2 separate regions of the Homo sapiens genome follow, and region 1 is linked to region 2. Evidence: chromatin loops called from intact Hi-C (ENCODE). Cell type or tissue: HCT116. All regions are shown on one strand. Links, peaks and the distances in the headings refer to the core of each region. The heading gives the core; the rest is flanking DNA. Region 1 has its middle 7.5 kb from the start of RABAC1. Region 2 holds the start of CEACAM5 (CEA cell adhesion molecule 5).

Region 1 (4,379 bases), core at 243-4,242, 240 kb after region 2:
GCCCTGACCCCCAGGGCTTTGGTCTTTAGCCAAAATTAGTTGGCCAGTCTTGTGGCCTCTGTAACCCCACCCAGATAATTGGACTGGTAGCCTCTGGCACCAAAGTGAGATAACCAGACCTCCAGTATCAGATACCACAGTGGAGTTCACCAGATCCCCAGTTACTGTTGCTCTAAACTGGTCATCAAACCCTCAGTCTGGTACCCCAAACCTTAAATTTCAGTCTCAACCCAGTGTCACCTCAAAAGAGCCAAGACTCTACATCCAATACCCCTAAGGAGGTGCCAGAAGTCCCAGTCTTCGCCACGAGAAACTAGACAATCAGAACCCAGTCTATCACCCCAAAACAGACCTTAGAATCTCAGCCCCCATCACCCCAACCTAGACAAGAACATTAGTCTCTGCCACCTCCAACAACTGGTTCCTGTCACACCAACCAGATGCAAGTCCCTAATCTGTCACTTAAAGAGAACTGGGCTGGGCGTGGTGGCTCACACCTGTAATCCCAGCACTTTGGGAGGCCGAGGCGGGCAGATCATGAGGTCAGGAGATCGAGACCATCCTGGCTAACACGGTGAAACCCCGTCTCTACTAAAAATAAAAAAAATTAGCCGGGCGTGGTGGTGGGCGCCTGTAGTCCCAGCTACTCGGGGGGCTGAGGCAGGAGAACAGCATGAAACCAGGAGGTGGAGGTTGCAGTGAGCGGAGATCGCGCTACTGCACTCCAGCCTGGGCGACAGAGTGAGACTCTGTTTCAAAAAAAAAAAAAAAAAAATTGAGAACTGAACCCATTTTCTTTTTTAAAGACAGGGTCTCCCAGGCTGGAGCGCAGCGTATGATCCTAGCTCACTGCAGCATCAAACTCTTGGATTCAAGTGATCCTCCTGTCTCAGCCTCCCAAGCAGCTGGAACCACAGGCATGCACCACCATACCCAGCTAATTTTTTCTTTTTTCTTTTTTTTTTTGTAGAGACGGGACCTCATTTTTTGACCCAAGCTGCTTTCAAACTCCTGGCCTCCCAAACAGATCTCCAATTACCATTACCCCAAATCAGAAACTGGATCCCAGGCTATATCACCAAACAAGACCACCAGATTCCCAATCTGTCACTTCCAACCAGCCAGCTGGATCCCAGACTGTCACCAAAATAGACAAGACCTTTGGTCTCTGTCCCCTTGATGAGACAGCAAGCCCTCCAATTTCTCCTACCCCAAACCAAACCTCGAATCTCAAGGTTGTTCAGGAGAGACAGAGAAATGGTACTGTAGTTTTGTTTTTATTTTTATTTATTTATTTATTTTTTCTCGAGACAGAGTCTTGCTCTTTCGCCCAGGCTGGAGTGCAATGGCGCGAACTCGGATCACTGCAACCTCCACCTCCTGGGTTCAAGCCATTCTCCTGCCTCAGCCTCCCAAGTAGCTGGGATTACAAGCGTGCACCACCACACCTGGATAATATTTTTTTTTTTTTTTTTTAAGTAGAGATGGGTTTCACCATGTTGGCCAGGCTGGTCTCAAACTCCTAACCTCGTGATCCGCCTGCCTCAACCTCCCAACTTGCTGGGATTACAGGCATGAGCCACCGCATCTGGCAGGTTTTCATATTTTTGATGGAGTCTTACTATGTTGCCCAGGCTGATCTTGAACTCCTGGGCTCAAGCGTCTTGGCCTTCCAAAGTGCTGGAATTACAGGCATGAACCACCACCTCCGGCCCTGGGACCCTAGTCTTGATCACCCCAGATGGAAGCTTCTGGTCTCAGCATCTCAATAACTCAACACCAGAATTTGAGACCTGTAGCCAGTTGCCTTCAGAATAGGCCTTTGGCCTGAGTACCAACCTCCCCCTGACCCGCAGCTCTAGCCTGCTGCCTCAGTGATCTCAGAACTGAGTGCTTGGGTCTTTGGCATCAGTAGCCTCCAAGCAAAGCACCTCGATCATATTCACTGCAAACCCAGCGATGTAGACTGGACCTAGCGTCCACTCACCAACATGGGCACGGACACTCAGTCTCCCCTGGGGAATACTGGCATTGAGGTCAACAAACACCCTCTGCTACTCCAAAATTGGGATTGGAACCCTGGCCTCTGAGTAGGCCCAGGTGACCTGACTTGGCCGGGGGCACCCCGGGTCCCCACCCTGCCTGGTGCCCCAGGATGAGTCCATCTCTAACTGCCTCCCTGGCGGAAGCACTTGTCTGCCCTCTGGTGGCAGATTCTGGAAGTGCACTCCTGTGTGGCGTCAAGACACCCAGGCTCCCCCTGGTCTTCCCATCTTTTGGGAAGCCTGAAGCCTGGGGGTCTTCCTGCTTCCTTCCACTCACCTCCCACGCAAGTCAGCCACCAAGACCTGTCCTTCAACCTCCTGAATCTCTCTTCCCTGTCTCGCCTCTCCACCCCACTTCCCTGCCCCATCTTCCCCAGCTAGGATCATCGTCCCTCGTCTCACTCCCTCCAGCCCATCCGCCACACAACCTCAGAGGGATAACCCTCTCTGCCCCGCCCCGCCCCTCCCCTGTCCCCGTTCCCCTCCCCTCCCCTTCCCCTCCCCTCCCCTTCCCCTCTCCTCCCCTCTTTTCCTTTTATTTTTCCCTTCCCTTTTCCCCTTCCTCTCCTTTCCTTTCCTCTTTCTTTTTTTTTTTTTTAGAGGGAGCCTCCCTCTGTTGCCCAGATTGCAGTGCAGTGGCGCGACCTTGGATCACTGCAACCTCCGCCCCCCAGGTTCAAGCGATTCTCCTGCCTCAGCCTCCCGAGTAGCTGGGATTACAGGTATGCACCACCATGCTGGGCTAATTTTTGTATTTTTAGTAGAGACAGGGTTTCGCCATGTTGACTAGGCTGATCTCGAACTCCTGACCTCAGGTGATCCACTCACCTCAGCCTCCCAAAGTGCTAGGATTACAGGCATGAGCCATCATGCCCGGGCTAACTTGCAATTTTCTATTTAATCCGCACACCCCCCGCCCCCGCCTTCTTTTTGAGACAGGGTCTCACTCTGTCACCCAGGCTGGAGTGCAGCGGTGATGCAATCTCGGCCCACTGCAGCCTTGACCTACTGGGCTCAAGCAATCCTCCCACCTCTGCCTCCCAAGTAGCTGGGACCACAGGCATGCGCCACCACACCTGGCTAATTTTTGTATTTTTTGTAGAGACAGGGTGTTGCCATGTTGCCCAGGCTGGTCTCGAAGTTCTGAGCTCATGCAGTCCACCCACCTTGGCTTCCCAAAGTGCTGGGATTATAGGCATGAGCCACCACACCCAGCAACTCTTGTTTGTTTGTTTTTAAAGAGATGGGGTATCTCTGTGTTGCCCAGGCTGAGTGCAGTGGCAGTCATGGCTCACTGTAGCATTGAACTCCTGGACTCAAGTTATCCTCCCACCTCAGCCTCCCAAGTAGCTGGGACTACAGGCCCACACTACCATGCCCAAATAACTGTTTAACTTTTTTGCAGAGATGGGGGTCTTGTTGTGTTATCCAGGCTGGTCTCAAACTCTTGGGCTCATGCAATCCTCCCACCTTGGTTTCCCAAGGTGTTAGGATTATACAGGCATGAGCCATGGTGCCCAGCCTTAATCATGTTTTTTTTCTTTTTTTTTTTTTTTGAGATCGAGTCTCGCTCTGTCACCCAGGCTGGAGTGCAGTGGCGCGATATTGGCTCACTGCAAGCTCCGCCTCCCAGGTTCACGCCATCCTCCCGCTGAGTAGCTGGGACTACAGGCGCCTGCCACCACGCCTGGCTAATTTTTTTGTATTTTTAGTAGAGACGGGGTTTCACCATGTTAGCCAGGGTGGTCTCGATCTCCTGACCTCGTGATCCGCCCACCTCAGCCTCCCAAAGCGCTGGGATTACAGGCGTGAGCCACTGCGCCCGGCCTCTTAATCGTGTTTTTAAAAGTAAAAAACAAAAGGTGAAATGAATAATAATTTAATCCACTATATCAATAAATTATCCTTCCAACACACATAATCAACATAAAAATTATTATTATTTTTGAGACAGAGTCTTTCTCTGTTACCCAGGCTGGAGTGCAGTGGCACAATCTTGGCTCACTGCAACCTCTGTGTCCCAGGTTCAAACAATTCTCCTGCCTTAACCTCCCAAGTAGCTGGGATTATAGGCATGTGCCACCATGCCAATTTTTTTTTTTTTTTTTTTGAGATGGAGTCCTGCTCTGTTGCCTAGGCTGGGGTGCAGTGGTGCGATCTTGGCTCACTGCAACCTCCGCCCCCTGGGTTCAAGCAATTCTCTGCCTCAGCCTCCCAAGTAGCTGGGATTACAGTGCACCGCCACCATGCCCGGCCAATTTTTTTGTATTTTTAGTAGAGACGGGGTCTCACCATCTTGGCCAGGCTGGTCTTGAACTCCTGACCTCGTGATCC
Region 2 (4,379 bases), core at 241-4,240:
CGAGGCAGGAGAATTGCTTGAACCCGGGAGGCAGAGGTTGCAGTGAGCCGAGATCACACCACTGCACTCCAGCCTGGGTGACAGAATGAGACTCTGTCTCAAAAAAAAAGAGAAAGATAGCATCAGTGGCTACCAAGGGCTAGGGGCAGGGGAAGGTGGAGAGTTAATGATTAATAGTATGAAGTTTCTATGTGAGATGATGAAAATGTTCTGGAAAAAAAAATATAGTGGTGAGGATGTAGAATATTGTGAATATAATTAACGGCATTTAATTGTACACTTAACATGATTAATGTGGCATATTTTATCTTATGTATTTGACTACATCCAAGAAACACTGGGAGAGGGAAAGCCCACCATGTAAAATACACCCACCCTAATCAGATAGTCCTCATTGTACCCAGGTACAGGCCCCTCATGACCTGCACAGGAATAACTAAGGATTTAAGGACATGAGGCTTCCCAGCCAACTGCAGGTGCACAACATAAATGTATCTGCAAACAGACTGAGAGTAAAGCTGGGGGCACAAACCTCAGCACTGCCAGGACACACACCCTTCTCGTGGATTCTGACTTTATCTGACCCGGCCCACTGTCCAGATCTTGTTGTGGGATTGGGACAAGGGAGGTCATAAAGCCTGTCCCCAGGGCACTCTGTGTGAGCACACGAGACCTCCCCACCCCCCCACCGTTAGGTCTCCACACATAGATCTGACCATTAGGCATTGTGAGGAGGACTCTAGCGCGGGCTCAGGGATCACACCAGAGAATCAGGTACAGAGAGGAAGACGGGGCTCGAGGAGCTGATGGATGACACAGAGCAGGGTTCCTGCAGTCCACAGGTCCAGCTCACCCTGGTGTAGGTGCCCCATCCCCCTGATCCAGGCATCCCTGACACAGCTCCCTCCCGGAGCCTCCTCCCAGGTGACACATCAGGGTCCCTCACTCAAGCTGTCCAGAGAGGGCAGCACCTTGGACAGCGCCCACCCCACTTCACTCTTCCTCCCTCACAGGGCTCAGGGCTCAGGGCTCAAGTCTCAGAACAAATGGCAGAGGCCAGTGAGCCCAGAGATGGTGACAGGGCAATGATCCAGGGGCAGCTGCCTGAAACGGGAGCAGGTGAAGCCACAGATGGGAGAAGATGGTTCAGGAAGAAAAATCCAGGAATGGGCAGGAGAGGAGAGGAGGACACAGGCTCTGTGGGGCTGCAGCCCAGGATGGGACTAAGTGTGAAGACATCTCAGCAGGTGAGGCCAGGTCCCATGAACAGAGAAGCAGCTCCCACCTCCCCTGATGCACGGACACACAGAGTGTGTGGTGCTGTGCCCCCAGAGTCGGGCTCTCCTGTTCTGGTCCCCAGGGAGTGAGAAGTGAGGTTGACTTGTCCCTGCTCCTCTCTGCTACCCCAACATTCACCTTCTCCTCATGCCCCTCTCTCTCAAATATGATTTGGATCTATGTCCCCGCCCAAATCTCATGTCAAATTGTAAACCCCAATGTTGGAGGTGGGGCCTTGTGAGAAGTGATTGGATAATGCGGGTGGATTTTCTGCTTTGATGCTGTTTCTGTGATAGAGATCTCACATGATCTGGTTGTTTAAAAGTGTGTAGCACCTCTCCCCTCTCTCTCTCTCTCTCTTACTCATGCTCTGCCATGTAAGACGTTCCTGTTTCCCCTTCACCGTCCAGAATGATTGTAAGTTTTCTGAGGCCTCCCCAGGAGCAGAAGCCACTATGCTTCCTGTACAACTGCAGAATGATGAGCGAATTAAACCTCTTTTCTTTATAAATTACCCAGTCTCAGGTATTTCTTTATAGCAATGCGAGGACAGACTAATACAATCTTCTACTCCCAGATCCCCGCACACGCTTAGCCCCAGACATCACTGCCCCTGGGAGCATGCACAGCGCAGCCTCCTGCCGACAAAAGCAAAGTCACAAAAGGTGACAAAAATCTGCATTTGGGGACATCTGATTGTGAAAGAGGGAGGACAGTACACTTGTAGCCACAGAGACTGGGGCTCACCGAGCTGAAACCTGGTAGCACTTTGGCATAACATGTGCATGACCCGTGTTCAATGTCTAGAGATCAGTGTTGAGTAAAACAGCCTGGTCTGGGGCCGCTGCTGTCCCCACTTCCCTCCTGTCCACCAGAGGGCGGCAGAGTTCCTCCCACCCTGGAGCCTCCCCAGGGGCTGCTGACCTCCCTCAGCCGGGCCCACAGCCCAGCAGGGTCCACCCTCACCCGGGTCACCTCGGCCCACGTCCTCCTCGCCCTCCGAGCTCCTCACACGGACTCTGTCAGCTCCTCCCTGCAGCCTATCGGCCGCCCACCTGAGGCTTGTCGGCCGCCCACTTGAGGCCTGTCGGCTGCCCTCTGCAGGCAGCTCCTGTCCCCTACACCCCCTCCTTCCCCGGGCTCAGCTGAAAGGGCGTCTCCCAGGGCAGCTCCCTGTGATCTCCAGGACAGCTCAGTCTCTCACAGGCTCCGACGCCCCCTATGCTGTCACCTCACAGCCCTGTCATTACCATTAACTCCTCAGTCCCATGAAGTTCACTGAGCGCCTGTCTCCCGGTTACAGGAAAACTCTGTGACAGGGACCACGTCTGTCCTGCTCTCTGTGGAATCCCAGGGCCCAGCCCAGTGCCTGACACGGAACAGATGCTCCATAAATACTGGTTAAATGTGTGGGAGATCTCTAAAAAGAAGCATATCACCTCCGTGTGGCCCCCAGCAGTCAGAGTCTGTTCCATGTGGACACAGGGGCACTGGCACCAGCATGGGAGGAGGCCAGCAAGTGCCCGCGGCTGCCCCAGGAATGAGGCCTCAACCCCCAGAGCTTCAGAAGGGAGGACAGAGGCCTGCAGGGAATAGATCCTCCGGCCTGACCCTGCAGCCTAATCCAGAGTTCAGGGTCAGCTCACACCACGTCGACCCTGGTCAGCATCCCTAGGGCAGTTCCAGACAAGGCCGGAGGTCTCCTCTTGCCCTCCAGGGGGTGACATTGCACACAGACATCACTCAGGAAACGGATTCCCCTGGACAGGAACCTGGCTTTGCTAAGGAAGTGGAGGTGGAGCCTGGTTTCCATCCCTTGCTCCAACAGACCCTTCTGATCTCTCCCACATACCTGCTCTGTTCCTTTCTGGGTCCTATGAGGACCCTGTTCTGCCAGGGGTCCCTGTGCAACTCCAGACTCCCTCCTGGTACCACCATGGGGAAGGTGGGGTGATCACAGGACAGTCAGCCTCGCAGAGGACAGAGACCACCCAGGACTGTCAGGGAGAACATGGACAGGCCCTGAGCCGCAGCTCAGCCAACAGACACGGAGAGGGAGGGTCCCCCTGGAGCCTTCCCCAAGGACAGCAGAGCCCAGAGTCACCCACCTCCCTCCACCACAGTCCTCTCTTTCCAGGACACACAAGACACCTCCCCCTCCACATGCAGGATCTGGGGACTCCTGAGACCTCTGGGCCTGGGTCTCCATCCCTGGGTCAGTGGCGGGGTTGGTGGTACTGGAGACAGAGGGCTGGTCCCTCCCCAGCCACCACCCAGTGAGCCTTTTTCTAGCCCCCAGAGCCACCTCTGTCACCTTCCTGTTGGGCATCATCCCACCTTCCCAGAGCCCTGGAGAGCATGGGGAGACCCGGGACCCTGCTGGGTTTCTCTGTCACAAAGGAAAATAATCCCCCTGGTGTGACAGACCCAAGGACAGAACACAGCAGAGGTCAGCACTGGGGAAGACAGGTTGTCCTCCCAGGGGATGGGGGTCCATCCACCTTGCCGAAAAGATTTGTCTGAGGAACTGAAAATAGAAGGGAAAAAAGAGGAGGGACAAAAGAGGCAGAAATGAGAGGGGAGGGGACAGAGGACACCTGAATAAAGACCACACCCATGACCCACGTGATGCTGAGAAGTACTCCTGCCCTAGGAAGAGACTCAGGGCAGAGGGAGGAAGGACAGCAGACCAGACAGTCACAGCAGCCTTGACAAAACGTTCCTGGAACTCAAGCTCTTCTCCACAGAGGAGGACAGAGCAGACAGCAGAGACCATGGAGTCTCCCTCGGCCCCTCCCCACAGATGGTGCATCCCCTGGCAGAGGCTCCTGCTCACAGGTGAAGGGAGGACAACCTGGGAGAGGGTGGGAGGAGGGAGCTGGGGTCTCCTGGGTAGGACAGGGCTGTGAGACGGACAGAGGGCTCCTGTTGGAGCCTGAATAGGGAAGAGGACATCAGAGAGGGACAGGAGTCACACCAGAAAAATCAAATTGAACTGGAATTGGAAAGGGGCAGGAAAACCTCAAGAGTTCTATTTTCCTAGTTAATTGTCACTGGCCACTACGTTTTTAAAAATCATAATAACTGCATCAGATGACACT

The links. A loop is a pair of places that touch in the nucleus more often than their neighbours do. Peaks named below come from ENCODE experiments on the same cell type or tissue, not always from the same donor. Only the 100,000 strongest peaks of a DNase experiment are listed, where the experiment ranks them.
Region 1: it touches region 2 in a loop (5-fold over the local background); 1 of 110 quality-filtered maps calls a loop at or near these places.

What each region holds. Positions count from the first base shown.
Region 1 is chr19:41,949,620-41,953,998 of GRCh38, forward strand. No RefSeq gene overlaps it. Among named protein-coding and RNA genes, the nearest start is that of RABAC1, 7.5 kb to the right of the region's middle. In HCT116, for the core only: a CTCF peak has its summit at 2,205 (motif pointing left); a DNase peak (open chromatin) is centred at 2,202.
Region 2 is chr19:41,704,680-41,709,058 of GRCh38, forward strand. CEACAM5 (CEA cell adhesion molecule 5) reads left to right here and starts at 3,947. Exons shown (of 10, transcript NM_004363.6): 1 at 3,947-4,116. The coding sequence starts at 4,053. RefSeq lists silencers at 2,068-2,187, 2,208-2,257, 2,288-2,337. In HCT116, for the core only: CTCF peaks have their summits at 2,274 and 3,020 (motif pointing right); a DNase peak (open chromatin) is centred at 2,392; H3K4me3 peaks cover 296 bases; H3K27me3 peaks cover 1,658 bases.